Linked DNA regions of Homo sapiens: regions 2 and 3 are each linked to region 1. The links are chromatin loops, found by intact Hi-C in ENCODE. Cell type or tissue: CD4-positive, alpha-beta T cell. All regions are shown on one strand. Region 1 holds the start of LOC105377305 (a long non-coding RNA gene). Region 2 overlaps CFAP299 (cilia and flagella associated protein 299). Region 3 overlaps CFAP299 (cilia and flagella associated protein 299).

Region 1 (8,000 bases):
TGTTATATTTTATGCAAAGGAAGAACTCTGTTCAAAGAATGGTGGTTCAGCATGGAATCTGGAGTTGGATGGCAAAAAAAACGTTTGTGTCTCCCAGCAGTATTCAGAGTGGGTACTATAACACATGCTCTTTCTGGTGGCCTTCCTAGATGCTTCTGTACACAAGATCTTCTGCCTGGATCCTTTGTACTGATTCACCTTTAGTGTTGTCTGAAACAAAAGAAATTACTTCATATTCCTTGTCCTTAAGAGAAATAAGCTTTATTTAGACTTAATAGAACCTTAAAGGAACCAAGGTGGTTGTGTCCTCTCTGAATTTTTTTTTCTACTTTTTTATGTTCTTCCTGGAGATGGGTCTAGCAATGACTAGGTATTTGCTAGTTGGACAATGTGGACCTTAATTTTCCAACAAGATGTCTCTGAAGGTATTTTTACTATTTTTAAAACAATTTCATCTTGTGGTTTTGAATTGGGAGCTGCCATTGAAATGGCTGCAGCTTCTCACGCATTACCTGATCTTGGTAAGCCCTAAAGTTGGCAATTTTCTTTCATTGCCAACCAGGGAAGGAGGTGGTGGTCAATGTATCAGAAATTCCACTTACGGCAGCATGGAAATTCAGAGAGTCTATTACTGAATGAAGTTTCAACTTTGGTTAGGATCACAGAAGACGAGATAATATGGAAAACAACAAATGCAAATTTAGAAAACAAAAATAGCCCTTCCTCTATCTGGGCTACATCAAAGAGTGCCTAGGGAAAGACGTATGATGAGCCAAGTTTATGTATAATGAAGCACTTTAATTCAGACAGCTGACCTCCTCATCTCTCCTGCAAAAATCAGAGTTCATTTCTCTGCCTCTGATACCTACCTAACAGTGATAGGTTAGTGCTTTTGTGTAATAAATTTTGAAATTCAGTTTCTCTGACTGTTGTACCATAGCACTTAAACTTACCAGTCTACTTGACACATGCATATCGTTATGATCTCTCAGACTACTAATTATAATTTTGTTTTTGTTGACCATTAAGATTGTTCATCTATTTCTGTTAGAACCATGGCCATTGAAGTAACTTCCTGATTTTAAATTTGCTTCCTTCATAGAATTTCCTGTTTTGAAGAAACAAGGTGATTTATTAGCTGATGCAAATTTACTAGTTTACTTGACAGTTATAACTCCCGTGTCAAATTAGGTATCTGGCTTACATTAGTCTCTTGGGGGTTGGTTAGCAGAAATTAGTATCTCCTGAGCCTGCGACAGGAGGCTGAGACAACCCGCGTAAGTGACCAGCCAGCTGCTTCAGATATTAATTGTCCTCCTAATTGTAACTTGACTTTATCATGATCCATGTTACCTCTTATATGCTGTAAAACTCTAGTAAGCAAAACTTTCTTTTTAGATACCAATTCTCAAGTGGTTTTTAGACATTCACATAGCTTGGCCTCTCTTCTCCATTTCTAGGTGCTGCTTTAGTGCAGTGACTTTTTCAATTATGTGGAATACTTTGAAAAAAATGTATGTCACCAAAAAATGCAAAATAATCAATTTAGTAATTTCGAGCTATTCTTTAAATAATACCTGCCTATACTTGTCTCTCTTATTGATCCTCTTGACTTCCACAAATTACCGCACACTTTTGACTTGATGTTTTCAACATCCATCCCATAGAATATGAGATCTGTGAGTACAGAAAGCTCCTCTGTCTTGTTCACTGTGAATCTCTCATACCAGAAGAGGTCCCACATTATAATCTGTCAGTGAATAAATGCTGAACCAATAGGGTTTACATCCTATTATTATTCTTGTAGAAATAGTATAACTTACATATTCTTACAGAAATAGTATAACTTACATTCTTAACATTTAACAAGCTTTCATGGATATAATTTTTTTCACTTAAAGTTTAAATCACTTTACAAAACACATATATTTGGCTTTTTAAAAATCCCACAGTTTGAAATTCAATGCATTAAGTAGTGAATAAGTATGAGACTTAAGCTATTATAACAATTCAATAACTCAGTAAAATTTTTCTGCAGAAGGGATTACTGTCTTTTCAAAGACATAATTCACCTATTACTTTTTATTGTATAAATTTTGATTTCTACAGTATTTCTTGGAACAGGATTATGTGTGTGTGTGATTAATCCATCTTACTTACCTCTCCATTTTAGGAAAGACAAAAATTAGTTTCAACAGTGCTCAAGTAGTTTGTCATTCTGCTTGAAAAAAAATGAACATTTTACATTTGCCAAAAGTAAAAATATTCTAACACAAAATGCTTTAATATGTTTAAAATATAGATATCATTCAGCTTGAATCAAAATTATTAAACTGTAATAAAAATAACTGTAATATGCTTTTCAGAAAAGACCCACATTTTATGTAATGATTATTTTACTAAGCAAGACTTTTAAAACATTATAAGGATAGTTTTATCGTTTAAAAATAGAATTAATATAGATTAAACACCAGATTTTCTATAAGTTTTAAATGTTCATAAAATAAAGGTAGTAAATTAAACTTAGAATTCTGAATGCCAGTTGATAAAAACATTTCAGCAATAGTGTTTTTTTCAGGCTTTTAAAAAAATTATTTTCTGGAAAATATGTAAGAGCAACGTATATACATATATATCCAAATACAATTGTCCACATTCATAAATAGGACTTACAGATAATATAGCCGATTTCTTTCTCTATTTAAAGGAATTTTTTGTTGTATTCAGATAAACACAATATTACCCAGCTCTGGTAACTTTGGGAAACTTTCACTTTCTGTTCTCACCAAATGGTTTAGGTTAATGTTGAGGACTAAACTCTGATTTTTTTTTTCTTGCCCAAATTCCTATCTAAGGGGTCTGGGGAGTCATGCCCTATAAATCAGAAATTCTCATCAGATGGGTTTTATTTAACCATATATATCATGATTTACTTTCCAGACTGACTCTGGCCATAACATTATGAGACAAAAAGGAAAATCAAAATATTTTACCCCAAAACATGTTTCTTTGCCATATTTTGAAATGGCCCTGCAAAGCTGTTCTTTCTGAGAGAAAATCTGCTTCTGTAAAGAATCTCTATTAACATAGCTAAATCTTCTTCTTCCAGACCCTTCCAATCCTAAAGAGATTAACTAAGATCTGAATAGGAAACTTTTGTCACCTATTGTCTCTAAGGGCAGCCACTATAAGACTTCAAAAGAACTTTGGTCTCCACAATCTGTATCTTATTTTACCTTAATCTTTATCTTAACCGTTTTTGTCTATCCAGATCTTTAGACAAACTCAACCAATTGTCAACCAGAAAATATTTAAATTCACCTATAGCCTGGAAGCCTCCCGACTTTGAGTTGTTCCACCTTTCTGGGCCAAACCAATGCATTTCTTAAATGTATTTGAGTGATGTCTCATGCCTCTCTAACGTCTATAAAACCAAGCTGTGCCCCGACCACCTTGGGCACGTGTTCTCAGGACGGACTTCCTGAGGGCTATGTCATGGGCCATGGTCACTTATATTTGGCTCAGAATAAATCTCTTCAGATATTTTACAGATTTCGACTCTTTTCATCAACAATGTCTTTGTCAATGCACTGTCAGAATTAATGATAGGAATGTTTGTGAGAGTAAATAAACATATGATGGCTCATCATGATAAGCTAGCAGTTTTGAGGATCCAGGTAAAATAGATGGGACTAACAGGAGTTTAAAAGCAGAGTTTTTATGTAAGAGAAAATATAGGGACTTGGGAAGTGTATGGAGTCAGAGAAATGCAACTTGGTATAGTATGATACATAATTATTTAATAACACTAGAATTTTCAAGACACATTTTCATGCATCTAAAATGTCTGTTTAAAATACAGGTTTTATTATTATTAAGGTATGGTGAGGCCAACAGATCATGAGACATTCACCATTGAAAAGATGACTTGTTGCTTACAGTTCCTAGGAGGAAGGGTTTTCTCCTGGGCAAAGGCCTTTATCATGGTTTCTACAGGAAAGGCAAAGCAAGACTGAGTAAGCAGGCTTAGGATTGGCTAGTTTGAATAATTTCAGCAGGCCCTGGGGTGATGGAGACTGTGGGATGGTGGCCTGGAGTGTGAGAGCTCAGTGAGAGCCCGATAAAGGAGGCTGTTAGGAGGGTTGTGGCCTTTTAGTGGCTTGGTTTGCATATACAAAGTACACAGTCAGGTGAGTTATCTCCTATCTCCAGGAAGTGGTTAGCCCTAGGAGGGGCAGCCTCTGTAGAGTCAACAAGACTCCAGACACTGAAGCATCAGAACAAAAAGACATGCTTGACACAGTCTTTTGCCAATCATTAAGGTGTATAAGGTGTATATAATAGTTATAGTTATCCTCTTTAACTGCACATATTATGCATTCCCATTGTTATAAATAAAGTTTCAGTGCCACAAAAGAAATAGCACTTGAATATAAAACTTTCTTTTAATTATCAGCAAGGCAAGGTACTTCTGTAGAAGGGTGCACACTCACCGATGGTGGGTGCACATTTGGACAAGGGAGAGGAAGGGATTCTTATCCCTGATGCACGTGGCCCCTGCTACTGTGTCATTCCCCTATTGGCTAGGGTTAGATCTCACAGGCTAAACAAATTCCAATTGGCTAATTTAAAGATGATGGGATGAGTGCTTTGGCGGAGTCAGGGCAGAGCAGATAGCAGGTAATTGGAATGAGTTAGGGTGGAGCAGGTGATCAGAATGAGTTAGAGTAGAGCAGGTGATAGGAAAGAGTCAGGGTGGAGTAGGTAATCGAAAAAGGTTGCTTTATGAGGAAGTTAAGTTTAAAAGTAGAAGGCAAAGAATTGATCATACTGACATATTAATTCTTTGAAGAGCATTTAGAATTCATATTCAATACCATAGCTACAGACTACTCAAACGCTAGTGACTTAAATTTATATCTAGCTCTTCTGGGATATCTGTCTCTTTTCTATCTCATATTCTTTTTTTTTTTTTTTTTTTTTTTTTTTGAGACGGAGTCTCGCTCTGTCGCCCAGGCCAGACTGCGGACTGCAGTGGCGCAATCTCGGCTCACTACAAGCTCCGCTTCCCGGGTTCACGCCATTCTCCTGCCTCAGCCTCCCGAGTAGCTGGGACTACAGGCGCCCGCCACCACGCCCGGCTAATTTTTTGTATTTTTAGTAGAGACGGGGTTTCACCTTGTTAGCCAGGATGGTCTCGATCTCCTGACCTCATGATCCACCCGCCTCGGCCTCCCAAAGTGCTGGGATTACAGGCGTGAGCCACCGCGCCTGGCCTCTATCTCATATTCTTGAAGTTAGCAGAGTGAATCCCACCTCCATGCTCTTCTTCCTGTTCTTCCCATCTCAGCATTTCTGAATCAGCTGGTTCCTGTCCAAAAGAGACCCTAGATTCCTTTCTTTGTCACATATCTCACATTTAACATATCAGCAAGTCCTATTGGTTCTACCTTCAAAATGTATCTCAAGCTCTTCCCATTATCCTCACTATCTTCCCACCAGCTCTTCGCACTATCCTAGACCAACTCACTGTCAAAGTATGTTAACTATTCCCATTTTTAGCTCTCCTAGATTATTTCACATAATAGGCAGTATACATTTCTTTAAACAACATATATCTGACAAGTTAACTTCCTTGCTTAAAACCTTTTCTTGGCTTCCTGTTATATGTAAATATCTAAAGTCTTTGCACCAGTTATATTAGACTCTAGATGATCTGACAGTTGCCTAATTTTCCTTCTGTCTCACAGCATTTGGTTCTTGCTCACAACCCTCTGGCCACCCTAGCCTCCTTTCAGTTCTTCATACCCAGAGTGTGTTCCAATTTTAACTATGATTTCTTTTCCCTCTACTTAGATTGTTCTGTGGCACGTTCTATAGGTATGGCTCCTCATCCTCCCCATCTCAGCTTAAATATAATTTTATGTTGAGTAGTAAATGTCAATTATGTTGGGTACATTAATATGTTATCCATTTATTTTATAAATATTGAGTATTTATTCTGATACAAGTTACTTATTTCCAAGATACAATGGGGGTATAAACATTCCCATTTCAAAAGGGAGAAATCAGCCAAAAGAGAGGGCTACAGGCCCCACACAAGTTCAAATTCTAGCAGGTCAGTCATTACATCTTAAATCTCAGAAGTCAAAGTGATTATGGTAATGAAGGGTCTTGAAGAGTCTTAATTCCAGTATCTGAATTTAATTCCAGCACTTTTTCCAACATAGCCTAAGAAAGATATATAACCATTTCACTACATCTGTTTTAAAAGAAATCACAGTTCATATGTTAAGTTTTATTTGATTTTGTTAAGGCATATATAGACAGGCTAAATTTTGTGGATTTGGTGTTTCTCCACAATGCTAAAATATAGTATTAACTTAGGTTTTATAATGAAGTTAGCAAGAAGAAAGAGAAGGAGAAAAACTATTGAATTTGGTTGAAACTCTAATTTCCTTCCTGAAATGTATACTTATATAGCAAAAAAGGTGTGTAGCAAGAACAAATTTTGCCTATATATTTAAAACAACATTTTAGGAAATCATATAAAGAAACATTCAGACATTTAGCAGCCAATTCTTGGTTACTGTAAAATTATTAATGTGGGTAAAAAAAGAATTATATGTACCCATTTTCTCTTCATTTAGAAAAAGGTTTTTTAAATTTTCTACTTAATTTATTTTACAATTCATATCAAATTTTTATTGTGATAAGTTTATCCGCAGGTGTAGTGGCTCACACCTATGATCTCACCATGTTGGGACACTGAGGCAGGAAAACAGCTTGAGGCCAGGCGTTTGAGATCAGCCTGGACAACACAAACCCTATCTCTATAAAAAATTTGTTTTAAAAAATTAGCTAGATGTATTACGCTATTCTCACATTGCTATAAAGAAATACCCAAGACCGGGCAATTTATACAGAGAAGAGGCTTAATTGGCTTATGGTTCTGCTGGCTGTACAGGAAGCATGATACTAGCATCTGCTCAGCTTCTAAGGAGGCCTCAGGAAACGTACAACTTACCATTGCTCATGACCCTCTGGCAACCCAAATAAGCAGTGACCAGAGGTGTACCTCTGCCCTTTTGAGCCAGGGCTGGTGCTGGAACAGCAGCATGAATGGGACAGTGTCCCAAAGATGTGCAGAGCAGTGGGCCCTGGGCCTGACCCAGGAAACCATGCTGTCCTCTTAGGCCTCAAGGCCTATGATGAGGGGGCTGCCTCTTAGATCTCTGAAATGACTTCAAGGCCTTTTTCCCATTGTCTTGCCTATTAGCAGTTGCCTTTTTTTAGTTATGCAAATTTCTCCAGCAAGTGGTGGCTGCATATCCTGCTTGAATTCCTCTCCCTAGAAAGCTGTTTCTTTCTCTACCACATGGCCAGGCTGCAAATTTTTTAAACGTCTACACTCTGCTTCTCTTTTAAATATAAGTTCCAACTTTAACTCATTTCTTTACTCCTGCAGATGAGTAGAGTGTGTTAGAAACACCCACACCACATCTTAAACACTTTGCTGCTTAGAAATTTCTTCTACCAGATACCCTAGGTCATTGTTCTTAGGTTCAAACTTCCACAGATTCCTGGGGCATGAACACGATGCAGCCAGGGTCTTTGCTAAGGCATAACACATGTGACCTTTGCTCCAGTTCCCAATAAGTTCCTCATTTCCATGTGAGATCTCATCAGCCTGGCCTACATTATCTATATCACTATCAGCATTTTGGTCATAACCATTTAAGCAGTCTCTAAAAAGTTCCAAACTTTCCCTGATCTTCCTAGCTTCTGAGCTCTTGGCACTCTTCCAACCTCTGCCTGTTCCACAGTTCCAAAGCTGCTTTCACATTTTCTAATATCTTCGTGGTAATGCCCCATTTCTTGGAACCAATTTTCTGCATTAGGCCATTCTCACATTCCTATAAAGAAATACCAGAGACTGGGTAATTCATAAAGAAAAGAGGTTTAATTGGCATACCATTCCACAGGCTATACAGGAAGCA
Region 2 (8,000 bases), 48 kb after region 1:
ATTACCTGACTTCAAAATCTACTACAAAACTAATAGCCATGAAAGTGGCATGATGCTACCATAAAAACAGATATAAAAATCAATGGAAGAAAATGGAGAGGCCAGAAATAAATCCCCACATTTACAGTCAATTGATTTTCAACAAAGGTGCCAAGAACATACAGGGAGGAAAGGGTGGTCCCTTCAAAGAATGTTGGCAAGAAAACTGAATACCCACAGAAGAATGAAAATGGACTGTCATCTCACATCATGTAACAAAAATCAACTCAAAATGAAATAAGACTTAAATTTGAGACCTGTAACCATAAAATGGTTCAAAGGAAACATAGATAACAGGCTTCTTTACATTGGTCTGGGCAATGAATTTTTTGGATATGACCCCTAAAACCCAGGCAGCAACAGCAAAATAAACAAGTGGGATTGCAGCTTCAGCACAGCAAAGAAAATCAACATAGTAAAGAGACAACCTACAGAATGGGAGAATGGGAGAAAATGGTTGCAAACCATACATCTGACAAAGGATTAATATATAAGGAACTCAAACACTTCAGTTGCAAGGAAAGGAAACATATAACCTGGTTAAAAAATGAGCAATGGAACTAAATATTTTTCAAAGGAAGATATACAAAAGCCAACAGGAATAAAAATGCTCAACATCATTAATCATCAGGGAAATGCAAATTAAAAGGTCAATGTAGTATCGCTTCACAACTGTAGAATGGCTGTTTTTGAAAAACAATAAGTATTGATGAGGATGTAGAGAAAAGGGAACCCTCATTCACTGTTGGTGAGAATATAAATGGGTACAGCCATTATTATCAAAAATATTATAGAGGTTCCTCAAAAAAATTAAAGATAGAACTACCATATGTTCCAACAATTCACTTCTGGGAATATGTCCAAAGGAAATGATATCAATGTCAAAGAAATGTCTCCATCCCCATGTCTACTGTAGCATCATTCATAATAGCCAAGCTGTGGAATCAACCTAAGTGTCCACCAGTGCATGAATAAATAAAGAAAATGTGGTGTATACATACAACAGATTACTATTCAGCCTTAAGAAAAGAAAATCCTATCATTTGCAACAACACGGATGAACCAGAAGGGCATTATGTTAAGTGAAATAAGCCAGACACAGAAAGGCAAATACTCTGTGATCTCAGTCATATGTGGAATCTAAAAGAGTTGAGCTTGTAGAACAGAGAGTTGAATGGTGGTTGCTGGACACTGAGGTGGGAGGGATAGGGAGATGTTAGTTAAAAGGTATGAAGTTTCAGTTAGGATGAATAAATTGTGGAGATCCATTGTATAGCATGGTGACTATAGTTAATAATGTATTGTAGACATGGACGTTGCTAAGAGATTAGATCTTAAATGTTCTCTCCAAAAAAAAAATAGGTGATGTGATGAATATATTAATTAGCTTGATTTAACCATTTCCCAAAATGTACATATATCAAAACATCATGTTCTATGCTGAAAATGTATAAAATTTTTGTCAAAAATAAAATATTTTAACTACTCTGAAATCTGTCATATGAAGACTGCAGTCATGTGCCACATAATCATCTTTCAGCCAATGATGGACTGCATAAACCATGGCCCATAAGATCATAATGGAGCTGAAAAATTTGTCTCCTGGTGACATCGTAGCTATTGTAACATAGCTATTGTAACATTGCAGCATTACTCAGGTGTCTGTAAGTAAGTTTGTAGGTGTAACAAACCTGCATTGCTAGTTATTTCAAAAGTAAAAATAAAAATTAAATCTTAAAAAATACATAAAGTCTTATAGAAAGAAAAATATTTTTGTATTTTTGTACAATGTTTGTCTTTTAAGCTCAGTGTTATTTAAAAAGAGTTAAAAAGTTTTAAAAATATAAGTTAAAAAGTTATAGCAAGCTAAGGTTAATTTATTATTGAAGAAATAAAAATTTAAAAATAAATCTAGTATAGCTTAACTGTACAGTGTATGTAAGTCTAAGTATTATACAAGAATATTTCTAGGCCTTCACATTTACTCACCACTTACTCACTCACTGACTCACCGAGAGCAACTTCCAGTTCTATAAACTTCATTAATGGTGAGTGCCTTATGCAGGTGTACCATTTTTTATCTTTTATACTGTGTTTTTACTGTACCTTTTATAAGTTTAGATATGTTTAAATACATAGATACTTACCTTTGTGTTAAAATTGCCTCCAGTATTTCAGTACAGTAACATGCTGTAGAGGTTTGTCGCCTAGGAGAAACAGGCTATACCCTGTAGCCTAGGTGTGTAGTAGGCTATACCATCTAGGTTTGTATAAGTGCATTCTATGATGTTTGCATGATGAACTTGCCTAACTCTGCGTTTCTCAGAATATATACCCGTAAAGTGATGCAAGACTGTATTTCATTAACCAAAATTAGTAAAAGAATGCTACATCTTCCCCAACTCTCAGATTAAGCTACTTTAAAACTTGTTTTATGAACAGTAAAGTTAACATTTCTTGTGAATTCCTTAATAGGTTTTTAGTTGGCTTTCCAGCTCCAAAGACATCTTTACACTCAGGAGTTAATTTTAAAGATTAATAGTGATTTCCTCAGGGAAGTATGCAATTTGTTCCACTAAATTAAATTAATTGAAACAATTTCCACTAGTAAAAGTATCTCATTTACCTAGTAGATATATTGGTCATTTTTCACGTTTGTAGCTATACAACATTTGGAATACCCACCTTATATTTGGAGAGTTCCTCAGGTTATACATCTTGCCTTCCTGTTCTAAAATTTATACCCTGTATTTTGTTTTAATCAAGTATAAAACAGTGTCAAACGTGGAGACAACTGCCTTTTGAAAGAAGAATTAATTGCTTACATTTCCCAGGAGAAGGGGACATGTCATGCCACACAGAACCACATGAGGAAGCACCAGGTTCGTCAGGAGGCAGGAGCAGGAATGAAGGGACAGCATGGCCCAGAGCATTTATTGTGTTTTTCATGGGAAAGTCAAGGCAGGGGAGGAGAAACAGCTTAGGATTGGCTAGTTTGAATAATGCCAATGGGCTCTGGGCTGTAGGGCCTTTAGTTTTCTGGTACTTGGCTCTGGGTGATTTAGGCTGATTGTGGGTAGAGGTGATACTGGCTTAGCGTGTGAGAGTTAAATACAGGAAGCAGGTAGTGGGTATGGAGTTGGAATTTGTTGGAGAATTTGTAATATGATTTTCATACTACTGCTAAAGCTGGATAATAGAAGAGATGTAAACAACCTTAGCAATTAGCTTGGCCCTGTGATTAATGGATGCCAAGTAGAAAAATATAGAATCTAAGAAAACACATTTTGAACACCTCCCCAAAGTAGAAAATAAAGGTTATTCTCCTAGCCTGTCTTGCTGCCAGGACATAAAGATATGACTGTAGTGTGAATAATCAATGCATTTGCAGGAGATTTGGATTTAGAGGTGTCCAAGATGAGGGAAGCAAGCCGACTGAGAATGCTTCTTTTGGTTAGCAGAGCATTTAGCTCCTGGGGCCAGCAGGAGAGAATCTGAAATCTAGTTTTAGTATTTTGTGTAAAAACTGTGGAGTCTGTAAAAGCTGCGCTGTCTTAGTCAAGTGCACAGGCAATTGTGTTTTTGCCAAAGGAATTAATTCAGTATAGCTGAGCATTTTCTAAATGCTGTCGCTTGTGAGTCTAGCTTTCTGGCCTTCTTGGAAGTTTTGTGAACTCCTTAAGGTGTTTCAATAAGTTTCCTTTATGCTTAACCTATTCAGAGTAGATTCTGTTGTTTAAGAACATTGAGGTATGCAGTGAATTTCTGGAGTCTAATTTTTCCTGAATTTCATTTTAATAAACAGAGGACAGGCAATAGATGAAAATATTCTTTAACCATTTTAGGATTAATGAAACGTTCCTAGTTTGAGAAATCAGTAGCTATTCTATTGTTTGATGAAGTAAAGAAATTGTAAGCAGGTTCAGTAAATAATGTTACAAGAGTACATTAATTCATTACCCCAAACAAGGGCAGAAAACAACAGTAGGCAAATTAGCTTGTAAACTACAATGATAAATGTAGAATTTTATGACTATTCTGATGACACAGAGAGATTTACAGGAAAATGATTCTTTATAATGAGCCCCTTTAGCTAGAAACCAAAACAAAGTCTGTTTGCACATAAAAAGAGGAAAGGCAGAGTTGGTGATCATATGTCAGGATATCCAGCGTGTTTCTACACATGGATAGCAAGTTAAAAAACCTCTCATTCCAACCAGAAGGATGAAGTATATATATTTTCCATGTGTAGGTTTTATTTTCATGATCTAAAGTAAATATTGTATATTTTAAGATGTAGAAATAATGAAGAACTCTTAGTATGTCACAAATGCCACCAAGTATTTATTTCTTATATCTTATAACAAACCTTTGTAGTGATTAGCAGGAACTATCTAACAAACCCTTTCAACTTTTGTGAAACTCTCATCTGTTCCTTTGATGGGGATTTTTTATTCTTGATAATTACCAGAGCCTCTAACCACAAAGAAGGATCAGAGAAGCAGATGACTCAATTCTTACCCCGATCTCTGTGTCTTATTCAAATTAAAACCTTGCTACAAAAAGAGAAATTTGCTTCCCCTAAGACATTTAGTAATATATTTTTCGTTTTACAAGAAATATAATGGAGATACTATTTTATGTGATTTAGACATATGAACAGAAAATAAGTGTTTCATATGACAGTGAAGATAACTGTGAGAAATACCATACGTAAAGATTTTTCCGACTCCTTAGACATTGCAGAAGTATAATTTCTCTGTTTATGTGAACTCCATATAAACATTGTTAAGTTTATTTGAACTCTTTGTTTCCATGTTGCTTCATTGTGGTTAGTAATTCCGATCATTGTATGAATTAAGCATTTCTTCAAAGAAACAGATGGGTTACTTCAATCAAAGTTTTAAATGTGTTAAAGACCTATATATGCATATATGTACAAGAACCTTAGGATATTTTTGATGCAGTATTATATATCATTTTATATAGGATTATTTGGTACTCAGTGTATATCACAGATTTTACCAAATTCCTTTAATTATCTGTTTGATGTTTTATCTTCCCCCATTGCATTTGTAGCTCTTTAAGGATGAGACCTACATAGTCTTATATTTCTATCTTTAGTCCTATCTGAGTAACTGATGCAGTAGGTACTTCATAAATTAATTTATTCTGTTCACAAACATTCACTTTGCTACTTATTGGGTATACAGAGTTCAGCAAGATATTCTTGCTCTCACTAGATTCAGCTTAGTGAGGAGAATAGACATTTAATAATTAAACACAAAGATAAATGTTATAAGTGCTATAAAGAAAAAGAAAAGGATCCAATGAATTTATGGGAAATGTAAAATAATGTTGTAGGAGTTTCAAGTTGTTTACCTATTACCATAGTACTAGGCCATTATTGAGCCGTTACCGTGCATGAACAAAGGTATCAAGGACATTAGGTATATCTCCCAATGCTAAAACTTAAAGTATAATAATTAAAAAAAAAAAGGTATCAAGGACAGAAGGCATATTCATAAGAAAAATAAGAAAATCCAAAGTAGTTTGCTTGTTGAGTCTGCTCACTCTCTCTAGTGCCTTGGCGCATGCTTGGCTTTTTCTTTTGCCCTTGTTCATCAGACTTCAGGTTCTTCAGCCTTTGGACTCTGGGACTTGCACCAGCAGCCTCCCAGCGGCTCTCAGGCCTTCAATCTCTGACTGAGGGCTGTACTGTTGGCTTTCCTGGTTTTGAGGTTTTTGGATTTGGACTGAACCCTGCTACCAGCTTTTTTCTTTACTTAGTTTGCATACAGCCTATCATGGGACATCACCTTGTAATCATCAGGCTTGAGAAAATATGGCCATTTAATGCAGCCAGGAAGAATTTCTCCTACTGAGACAGACCAGAATATCGAGTAAACTGTCATACTCTTAACAGACCATCTGAGAGAACCCACTGAGAGAGGTTAGATAAATGATCCAGATGTTGGTACTGAAGGAGGAGGAAACCAAGAATGCTCCACAGGGTTGCGGAGTACCAGAATGCATTCCAAGCCCTGAACAACTCCTGTGGAAGAGGTGGCTCTGACCTATGTTAGCTGCCAGACCTGGAGAGAGCAGGGCTGTCTTTCTCACGGGACCAGGGCAAGTCTGATCTGCACTCCCTGCTCTCTGCCAGTCCCTTCCAGAGTCTCTGCCTGGCTGTGCATTCACACAGTGTAGCCTCACCTACCCTGCCAGAGCACTTTTACCAGTGGCCATTGCCATAGTTTTTTTTTTTTGCCAGAGGCCACTACCATACCACTGGAGTGCTTTTACTGATAGCCTCCTGCCAGAATGTTTGCGTGTGACCCTGCTGCTGCCCCTTTGGAGCATATTTGCCTATGGTGCCCCTGATGCCCCACCAGAGTGCTTCTCACCTGCATGCCCCTGCTGCCCCTGCTGGAGCACTTACGCCCACAACCAAGCATCCCCCACCATCCCTTACAGAGTGCTGTTGCCAGTGGCCTAGGAGCACCTCAAACCCTCCAGCCCAGCCAGGGCTCAACCTCAAGGTACCAGGGGACAAAGTTACAGACCTGGTCCCAGCCACCTAGGGTTAGAGCACACAGTTCACCAGTGCAGAGCTTTGCCTGGAATCTCTGAAAGTATCTAGAAACAGTCATTCAACTACACGCAACTGGCACCACAGTCAAATGCTCAAGGCAATAATGATCACAAAAACAAAAGCCCTATCCAAAGGACAGCAACTTCAAAGTGTAAAGGAACATCAGCCCTCATAGGTGAGAAAGAACTAGTGCAAGAACTCTGGCAACTCTAAAAGCCAGAATGTTTTCTTACCTCCTAATGATTATACCAGCTCCCCAGCAATGATTCTTAACCAGATTGAAATGGCTAAAACGTCAGACACAGAATTCAGAATCTGGACAGCAAGGAAGTCCATTAAGATATAAGAGGAGGTTGAAACCCAATCCAGGGAAAGCAGTAAAATAACCTAAAAGTCAAAAGATGACATAACCATTCTAAGAAAGAACCAAACTGAAGTTAGGGAAATTAGAAATTTGACACAGGAATTTCAAAATACAATAGGAAGCATCAACAACCAAATAGACCAAACCGACGAAAGAATCTCAGACTCTGAAGATCACTCCTTCAAAGCAACACAGGGAGACAACAATAATTTTTTAAAATGAACAAAACTTCTAAGAATATTGGAGTTATGTAAAGAGAAGAATCTTATCGTTCTGCATTCCTGCAAGAGAAAAGGAGAGAGCAAGTAACTTGGAAATTATATTTGAGAATAAAGTCCATGAAAATTTTCCCAATCTCACTAGAGAGATTAACATGCAAATTCAAGAAATTCAGAGAACCCATGTGAGATACTATGCAAAACAACCATCCCCAAGACACACAGTCATCAGTTTTCCATGGTCAGTGGAAAAGAAAAAAAATCTTAAAGGTCTTAAGACAGCTAGAGAGAAGGGTCAGGTCACATACAAAGGGAACCCCATCAGGCTAACTAACAGAAGATGTTTCAGTAGAAACATTACCAGCTAGAAAAGACTGGGGGCCTATTTTCAGCATCCTTAAAGCAAAGAAATTCCGACCAAGAATTTCATATTCTGCCAAACCAAACTTTATAAGCAAAGGAGAAATAAAATCCATTTCAGACAAGCAAATGCCAAGGGAATTTGTTACCACTACACCTGCTTTACAAGAAGTCATAAAGGGAATACTAAACATAAAAATGAAAGAACAATACCTGCAACCACAAAAACATACTTAAGGGAATACCTCATTGGTACCATAAAGCAACTGTTCAATCAAGTCTACATAACAACTGGCTAACAGCATGATAACAGAATCAAATCCTCACATATCAATGTCATATAGCTCTTTACATTTGGAACACAAACAGGCCAAATGCCCCACTTAAAAGTCATAGAGTGGCAAGTTGGATAGAGAAACAATAC
Region 3 (8,000 bases), 54 kb before region 1:
CACAGAGAGTACTATAATTTGAGGACTTTAAGGGTTGAAAAAGGCAACTTTTCCTGTACTTCAAACCAAAGGAATTATAATTGGTGGCTTCAAAGCCACTGCCTTAGTAGGAGATAAGCTCAATGCCCTGCCAGATTTGGGAGCCAGACCAGAGGCAAAATAAAATTAAGGGTATTGCTTTCCCACCCAAACAAAATGGCTCAGATAGCCTGAATGTATCTTCCATCCAGAGAGGGGGTGAGCAAGCACACAGGGTAATAAGGAAAGGCAAGCATCTTTAGGTTTGAACACTACGTTCAAATTAGATCTTTGGCTATAGTTACTTAATATATGGAACTAATCCAAAACAAATTGCCTACAAGCTTACTAAGTTTTTGAGGGAATTGTATGGATAAAGAACAACAACATGGCCTGAAAAAGCCTGTAATTGTTCAACCCCTAAGGAAATCTCTGGGCTGCCAAACTTGGACCAGCAAGAAGCAGGCTACAAAAACATTGCAATCTCCCAAGAAGAATGATTTCAGTAATGTCTACTTGATTCATGGCAAGGGAGGACACAAGATAGAAAAGCACCTTGCAGAGGGTTGAGCAAAGGGCTTTGAATTAGAGACTTCCAGATGGGCCTTACCAAGGGACTTACTCCATGGTTGATCAGGGAATATTTGTAATTCCTACCTAGTGGGATGTGATTAATGTCACAGTCCAGGGACTACCATGTGTCTATCAATTCCCCTTTTTGCTCATGAGGGGCAGTTTAGATGGCCATATCCAATTTCTTTACAAGCCTTGAGTATTGTGTGTGCTGGGGAAATATAAACTTTTATTTTAGTTTATAGGTTGTCAAACCATGAGGCCCCATATCTATCTTTAATGTAAAGAGCTACACATCACCAGATGAGAGGGACTTTCAGCTGGGTGCAGTAATTGATGAGATTTGGAAGTTTCCTCTCTGTGGAGGTGACAAATATGCTCCATGTAAGTAAGAGAGACTGCATAGATACTTGGGTTGCAACGTGGACAGACTGTGGCAAAGAATGTTAACTGCATGCAAATTTCCATTCTCTCCTGCTTTCACAGTGATGTAGCACCTGATTTTTAGTTAGGATTTCCAAAAATATGGTAAGTTGTCTTACTTCCCTTAAAGCAAGGTGTGGCCATGTGACTTATATCTGATAAATGGGCTGTGAGGAAACTTGATGGGTACAAAATGTGGGATATCTTTTTTTTTTTTTTTTTTTGAGACGGAGTCTCACTCTGTTGCCCAGGCTGGAGTGCAGTGGCGCGATCTCAGCTCACTGTAAGCTCCGCCTCACAGGTTCACGCCATTCTCCTGCCTCAGCATCCCGAGTAGCTGGGACTACCGGCACCCATCACCATGCCCGGCTAATTTTGTTTTGTATGTTTTAGTAGAGACGGGGTTTCACCGTGTTAGCCAGGATGGTCTCAATCTCCTGACCTCATGATCCACCCGCCTTGGCCTCCCAAAGTGCTGGGATTACAGGTGTGAGCCACCGTGCCTGGCCAAAATGTGGGATTTAAAAGTAAAGTGTATTGCCTTTCTGCCTCCCTTTCTCCATACTAAATTTTTTGAAACATAGGTAAGGTATTAAGCTATCTTGGAACAAGAGATAAAGATGATTTTGGGGGGAAAATAGAGAAAAATATAATACGACCTTTTGTCCTTGGGTAATTTTGTGCAGCAGAGCTGTCTTTTGTCCCCTGCATTGCCTCCCTCTAGCATGTGACATAAGGGAGAAATGAACTTTGATCACATTGAAGGTGTTGATATTTTGGGTCTCGTAACAGTCAGCTATTGCTTCTGTTTAATAACAATAATATTAAAATCAAAGTGGCATAAAAAATAAGCATTTATTTTTTACTCATGATTTGAAGGAATTGCTTTAACAGCTGTTTTGTATTCATGTAGTCTGGTAAGTTCTGCTGCATGTATCCCTCATTTTTCTGCTGGGACATAGGGCTAGCCAGGGTATCGATATTGCTTGTGGCTAAGAGTTAGATAATAACCAGATAAATGACTACAGTGAATTATCCTACATAAATATTATACAACTAAATATCATCTAGGTGAAAGGGAATTTGAGGCAATGTTTCTAAGGTGTTATTTGATATTGTATTGAGTGGAACTGAATTACTATATCATTGCTAGTGCTGATGTATACATACAAAGTCCTAATTTTTGCCATTTATCTCTCTAGAACTGGAAAAAGTCTGAGATTTTACCTACTTGCCCACTACTAATAAGCTAGCCTGCAATAGTGTAATGAATGCGGCAGGAGACCAAGACTCCTGAGTTAGAGATGAAGGTCAATTTATTATTCACAGAAATAGCAGCAGCCAGAGTCTCAACAGCTTTTGCGCCTATTCTCTGAGCCCCAGTTTCCATAAGGGAACACGATGGAGGCGAGCTGATACCCTGTACACTTACTGAGTCACGTTGCAGAAGAGGGATCCTGAGAGATGGAAAGCCCAAAATTTTAATAAAGGGCAGTAAACATGCCTGTCCTTTGCTCCAGAGGGGAGACACTATCTCCATCTACCAGAGTTATAAGATACATCTTCCAAGGCTGGTCACTATACAGACATCCTTGAAAAGATAGTCTGGAACAAAAGACAGTATCTCTGCTACTATCCTGTGTAGAAATGCAAGAGACCCATGGAGAATTGCTTCCCAAACTGGTCCTGCCAAAGCGATTAGTAATATTGTAATTTTTATTTTAATGGGCACTTTTGTCTACTTGTCTAACTAGGCTTCTCTACAGCTTATAGCACTATTGTTGTTGTCCTTTTTTTGGCTTCATTTACACCATTTTCTTTAGGTTTCTTTCTTATTTCTTTGACCTTTTATTCTTTTCTTACTCATAAAATATATTTTGAGCATTTAGTATGTCTTAGGCAGTCTTGTAAGCATTGAGAAGTGAACAAAACAGAAAAAGCATCTTTGCTTTTATGAAGCTTGCTGTGTCATTGGGGAAGTTAGATGATAAACAAGATAAATAAGTACAATAATATGGAATATGTTAGATGGTGGCAAGTGCTAAAGTAGAAAAATTAATGCAAGGAAACAGAATAGAGGGGTGAGATTAGTGTGGGTTGCAATTTGAGACCACAGACCTCACTAAGATAACATTTGAATAAAAACGTGAAGGAAGTGAGTAAGTCATGAGGCTGTTTGGTGCAGGTTTGATGAAAGAAGTCTAGGAAAAGCCTTCAGTAAATGCAAAGGCCTTGAGTTTCCAGGGGGCCTAATGTGTCTGAGGAATGGCAGGGAGGCTACTCTTGCTTATCTGTTTCATGTCCAGCTTCCAAATGTCATCCCAACTCTTACAATATAAATTTATTTTTCTTCTACCAACATGTATGTGCTTACATATTTCATCTATTTGTGAGGATTAAGGTTGTCTGATTTTTCTGAGACAATTTGAGTAACTTTTTCTTTCTCCACTAATTTGAACGTTACCTTTGCCATAAAATAAATTCTCATCTGAACTTGGTTTCATTTTGACTCTCTCCTGTTCTATTCATCTGTCTGTTTTTAAAATCCATTTAACAAGCTGATTTAATTATTACAACTTTTATTCTTAGAAATGTCCAGGCTTTTCTCCTTTTTTCTCAATTGTAATTTACAATCCTTATGTACAATTTGAAGCTCTTCTAGGTATTTTAACTTGTATTGTACTAGTAAGAGAGAGAAATAGAATTGGTAAATGTATTAAGTCATTCCATACAAGAAAGTGATTTGTCTACTCATTTCCTTAAATATTTTATGCTCCTCAGTCGATATTTACAGCACAATAGTATGTCTTTTTGATTATTGGATTTATATGTAGGTCTTTTTTGCAATGGTTATTTCAAATAGAATCATTTTTTAAAAATAATTCAACAGTGTTCTAAAAAGCTATCTATTTTTGTATATAAATTTTGTGATTTACTAGTATATAGTGTAGTTTTCCAGTCCAATTTTTCATGTTGTCTAGCGAAGACACTATACTGTTTGCAATTATTTTAAATTTGTCTTCTCCCTTCCTATATTTATCACTTATTTCTATTATCTAATTTTGTTTTGATTACTAAATTGAGAACAATATTAAGTTATAGTCATGATTGAGGGAATCTTTAGTTTGTTGCTTACTCTAAAAAAGCAATTAGGGTTTCAGGGCAAGATGGCCAAATAGGAACAGCTCCAGTCTGCAGCTCCCAGGGAGACCAACGCAGAAGGCAGGTGATTTCTGCATTTCCAACTGAGGTACCAAGCTCATCTCATTGGGACTGGTTAGACAGTGGGTGCAGCCCACAGAGGGCTTGCAGAAGCAGGGTAGGGCGTCACCTCACCCGGGAAGCTCAAGGGCTCGGGGAACTCCCTCCCCTTGTCAAGGGAAGCTGAGGGACTATGACATGAGGGATGGTGCTATACGGCCCAGATACTATGCTTTTCCCCAGTTTTCCCAGCCTGCAGAGCAGGAGATTCCCTCGGGTGCCTACAATACCAGGGCCCTGGGTTTCAAGCACAAAACTAGGTGGCTGTTTGGGCAGACACCAAGCTAGCTGCAGGAGTTTTTTCGTACCCCAGTGGTGCCTGGAATGCCAGTGAGACAGAACCATTCATTCCCCTGGAAAGGGGGCTGAAGCCAGGGAGCCAAGTGGTCTTGTTCAGCAGGTCCCACTTCCACAGAGCCCAGCTGCCCAGCAAGCTAAGATCCACTGGCGGGAAATTCTTGCTGCCATCACAGCAGTCTGAAGTCGACCTGCGACACTCGAGCTTGGTGGGGGGAAGGGCATCAACCATTACTGAGGCTTGAGTAAGTGGTTTTCTTCTCACAGTGTAAACAAAGCTGCCAGGAAGTTCGAACTGGGCGGAACCCCCAACAGCTCTGCAAAGCCGCTGTAGTTAAGCTGTCTCTGTAGATTCCTCCTCTCTGGGCAGGGCATCTCTGAAAGAAAGGCAGCAGCCCCCATCAGGGGCTTATAGATAAAACTCCCATCTCCCTGGGACAGAGCACCTGGGAGAAGGGGAGGCTGTGGGCACAGCTTCAGCAGACTTAAACGTTCCTGCCTGCCAGCTCTGAAAAGAGCAGCGGATCTCTCAGCACAATGCTTGAGCTCTGCTAAGGGACAGACTGCCTCCTCAGGTGGGTCCCTGACCCCCATGCCTCCTGACAGGGAGACACCTCCCAGCAGGGCTCGACAGACACCTCATACAGGAGAGCTCCGGCTGGCATCTGGCGGGTGCCCCTCTGGGACGATGCTTCCAGAGGAAGGAGCAAGCAGCAATCTTTGCTGCTCTGTAGCCTCCTCTGGTGTTACTCAGGCAAACAGGGTCTGGGGTGGACCTTCAGCAAACTCCAGCACACCTGCAGCAGAGGGGCCTGACTGATAGAAGGAAAGCTAACAAACAGAAATCAATAACATCAACATCAACAAAAAGGATGCCCACGCAAAAACCCCATCTGAAGGTCATCAGCATCAAAGATCAACAGAAGATTTAAAAAAAACAAAGATGAGGAAAAAACAGTGCAAAAATGCTGAAAATTCCAAAAACCAGAATGCCTCTTCTCCTCTAAAGAATCACAACTCCTTGCCAGCAAGGGAACAAAACTGGACAAAGAATGAATTTGATGAATAGACAGAAGTAGTCTTCAGAAGGTGGGTAATAACAAACTCCTCCAAGCTAAAGGAGCATATTCTAACCCAGTGCAAGGAAGCTAAGAACCTTGATAAAGGGTTACAGGAATGGCTAACTAGAATAACCAATTTAGAGAAGAACATAAATAACCTGATGGAGCTGAAAAACACAGCATGAGAACTTCATGAAGCATCCTCAAGTATCAATAGCCGAATCAATCAAGTGGAAGTAAAGATATCAGAGATGGAAGATCAAATGAAAATAAAGTGTGAAGACAAGATGAGAGAAAAAAGAATGAAAAGGGATGAACAAAGCCTCCATGAAATATGGGACTGTGTGAAAAGACCAAACCAATGTTTGATTGATATACCTGAAAGTGACAGGGAGAATGGAACCCAGTTGGAAAACACTTCAGGATATTATCCAGGATAACTTCCCCAACCTAGCAAGACAGGGCAACATTCAAATTTAGGAAATACAGAGAACACCACTAAGATACTCCTTGAGAAGACCAACCCCAAGACACACAATTGTTAGATTCTCCAAGGTTGAAATGAAGGAAAAAATGTTAAGGGCAGCCAGAGAGGAAGGTCAGGTTACCCACAACAAGAAGTCCATTGGAGTAACAGCGGATCTCTCTGCAGAAACCCTGCAAGCCAGAAGAGAGTGGGGGCCAACATTCAACATTCTTAAAGAAAAGAGTTTTCAACCCAGAATTGCATATCCAGCCAAACTAAGCTTCATAATTGAAGGGGAAATAAAATCCTTTACAGACAAACAAATGCTGAGAGATTTTGTCATCACCAGGCCTGCCTTACAAGAGCTCCTGAAGGCTGCACTAAATATGGAAAGGAAAAACCATTACCAGCCACTGCAACAACATACCAAAATGTAAAGACCATCAACACTATAAAGAAACTGCATCAACTAATGTGCAAAATCACCAGCTAGCATCATAATGACAGGGTTAAATTCACACATAATAATATTAACCTTAAATGTAAATGGGCTAAATGCCCCAATTAAAAGACACAGACTGGCAAGTTGGATAAAGAGTCAAGACCCATCAGTGTGCTTGTATTCAGGAGAACCTACTCATGTGCAAAAACACACATAGGCTTAAAATAAAGGGATGGAGGAATATTTACCAAGCAAATGGAAAACAAAAAAATGCAGGAGTTGCAATCCTACTGTCTGATAAAACAGCCTTTAGACCAACAAAGATCATCAGAGACAAAGAAGGGCATTACATAATGGTAAAGGGATCAATGCAACAAGAATAGCTAACTATCCTAAATATATATGCACCCAATATAGGAGCACACAGATTCATAAAGTGAGTTCTTAGAGACCAACAAAGAGACTTAGACTCCCACACAATAATAGTGGGAGACTTTACCACCCCACTGTCAATATTAGACAGATATTTACAAGACAGAAAATTAACAAGGATATTCAGGACTTGAACTGAGCTCTGGACCAAGCAGACCTAATAGATGTCTACAAAATTATCCACCCCAAATCAACAGAATATACATTCTTAGCACCACATAGCACTTATTCTAAAATTGACCACATAATTAGAAGTAAAACACTCCTCAGCAAATGCAAAAGAATGGAAATCATGACAAACAGTCTCTCAGACCACAGTGCAATTAAATTAGAACTCAGGATTAAGAAACTCACTCAAAACCGCAGAACTACATGGAAACTGAACAACCTACTCCTGAATGACTACTGGGTAAATAACGAAATTAAGGCAGAAATAAATAAGTTCTTTGAAACAAATGAGAAAAAAGACACAACATACCAGAATCTCTGGGACACAGCTAAAGCAGTGTTTAGAGGGAAATTTATAGTACTAAATGCCCACATGAGAAAATTGACACCGTAACATCACAATTAAAAGTCAACTAGAGAAACAAGAGCAAATTCAAAGACTAGCAGAAGACAAGAAATAACTAAGATCAGAGCAGAACTGAAGGAGATAGAGACTCGAAAAACCCTTCAAAAAATCAATGAATCCAGGAGCTGGTTTTTTGAAAAGATTAACAAAATAGATAGACTAGTAGCCGGACAAACAAAGAAATAAAGAGAGAAGAATCAAATAGACACAATAAAAAAGATAAAGGGGAGATCACCACTGATCCACAGAAACACAAACTACCATTGGAGAATACTATAAACACCTCTAAACAAGTAAACTAGAAAATCTAGAAGAAATGGATAAATTCCTGGACACATACACACTCCCAAGACTAAACCAGGAGAAGTCGAATCCCTGAATAGACTAATAACAAGTTCTGAAATTGAGACAGTAGTTAATAGCCTACCAAACAAAAAGAGCCCAGGATCAGAC

The links. A loop is a pair of places that touch in the nucleus more often than their neighbours do. Peaks named below come from ENCODE experiments on the same cell type or tissue, not always from the same donor. Only the 100,000 strongest peaks of a DNase experiment are listed, where the experiment ranks them.
Region 2: a loop joins it to region 1, with 3 times the contacts of the local background. A loop is called at or near these places in 5 of 110 quality-filtered maps.
Region 3: it touches region 1 in a loop (3.0-fold over the local background); 8 of 110 quality-filtered maps call a loop at or near these places.

What each region holds. Positions count from the first base shown.
Region 1 is chr4:80,488,798-80,496,797 of GRCh38, forward strand. The region is part of intron 2 of CFAP299 (cilia and flagella associated protein 299); the gene reads left to right. LOC105377305 (a long non-coding RNA gene) reads right to left here and starts at 2,753. Exons shown (of 3, transcript XR_938931.3): 1 at 2,674-2,753; 2 at 2,161-2,218; 3 at 75-210. RefSeq lists an enhancer at 6,984-7,889. In CD4-positive, alpha-beta T cell, no CTCF peak of the experiment used is centred here; a DNase peak (open chromatin) is centred at 4,194; H3K27ac peaks cover 1,279 bases.
Region 2 is chr4:80,536,446-80,544,445 of GRCh38, forward strand. The region is part of intron 2 of CFAP299 (cilia and flagella associated protein 299); the gene reads left to right. Among named protein-coding and RNA genes, the nearest start is that of CFAP299, 200 kb to the left of the region's middle. In CD4-positive, alpha-beta T cell, no CTCF peak of the experiment used is centred here; a DNase peak (open chromatin) is centred at 4,526.
Region 3 is chr4:80,435,079-80,443,078 of GRCh38, forward strand. The region is part of intron 2 of CFAP299 (cilia and flagella associated protein 299); the gene reads left to right. Among named protein-coding and RNA genes, the nearest start is that of CFAP299, 100 kb to the left of the region's middle. RefSeq lists an enhancer at 4,896-5,678. In CD4-positive, alpha-beta T cell, no CTCF peak of the experiment used is centred here; a DNase peak (open chromatin) is centred at 4,803.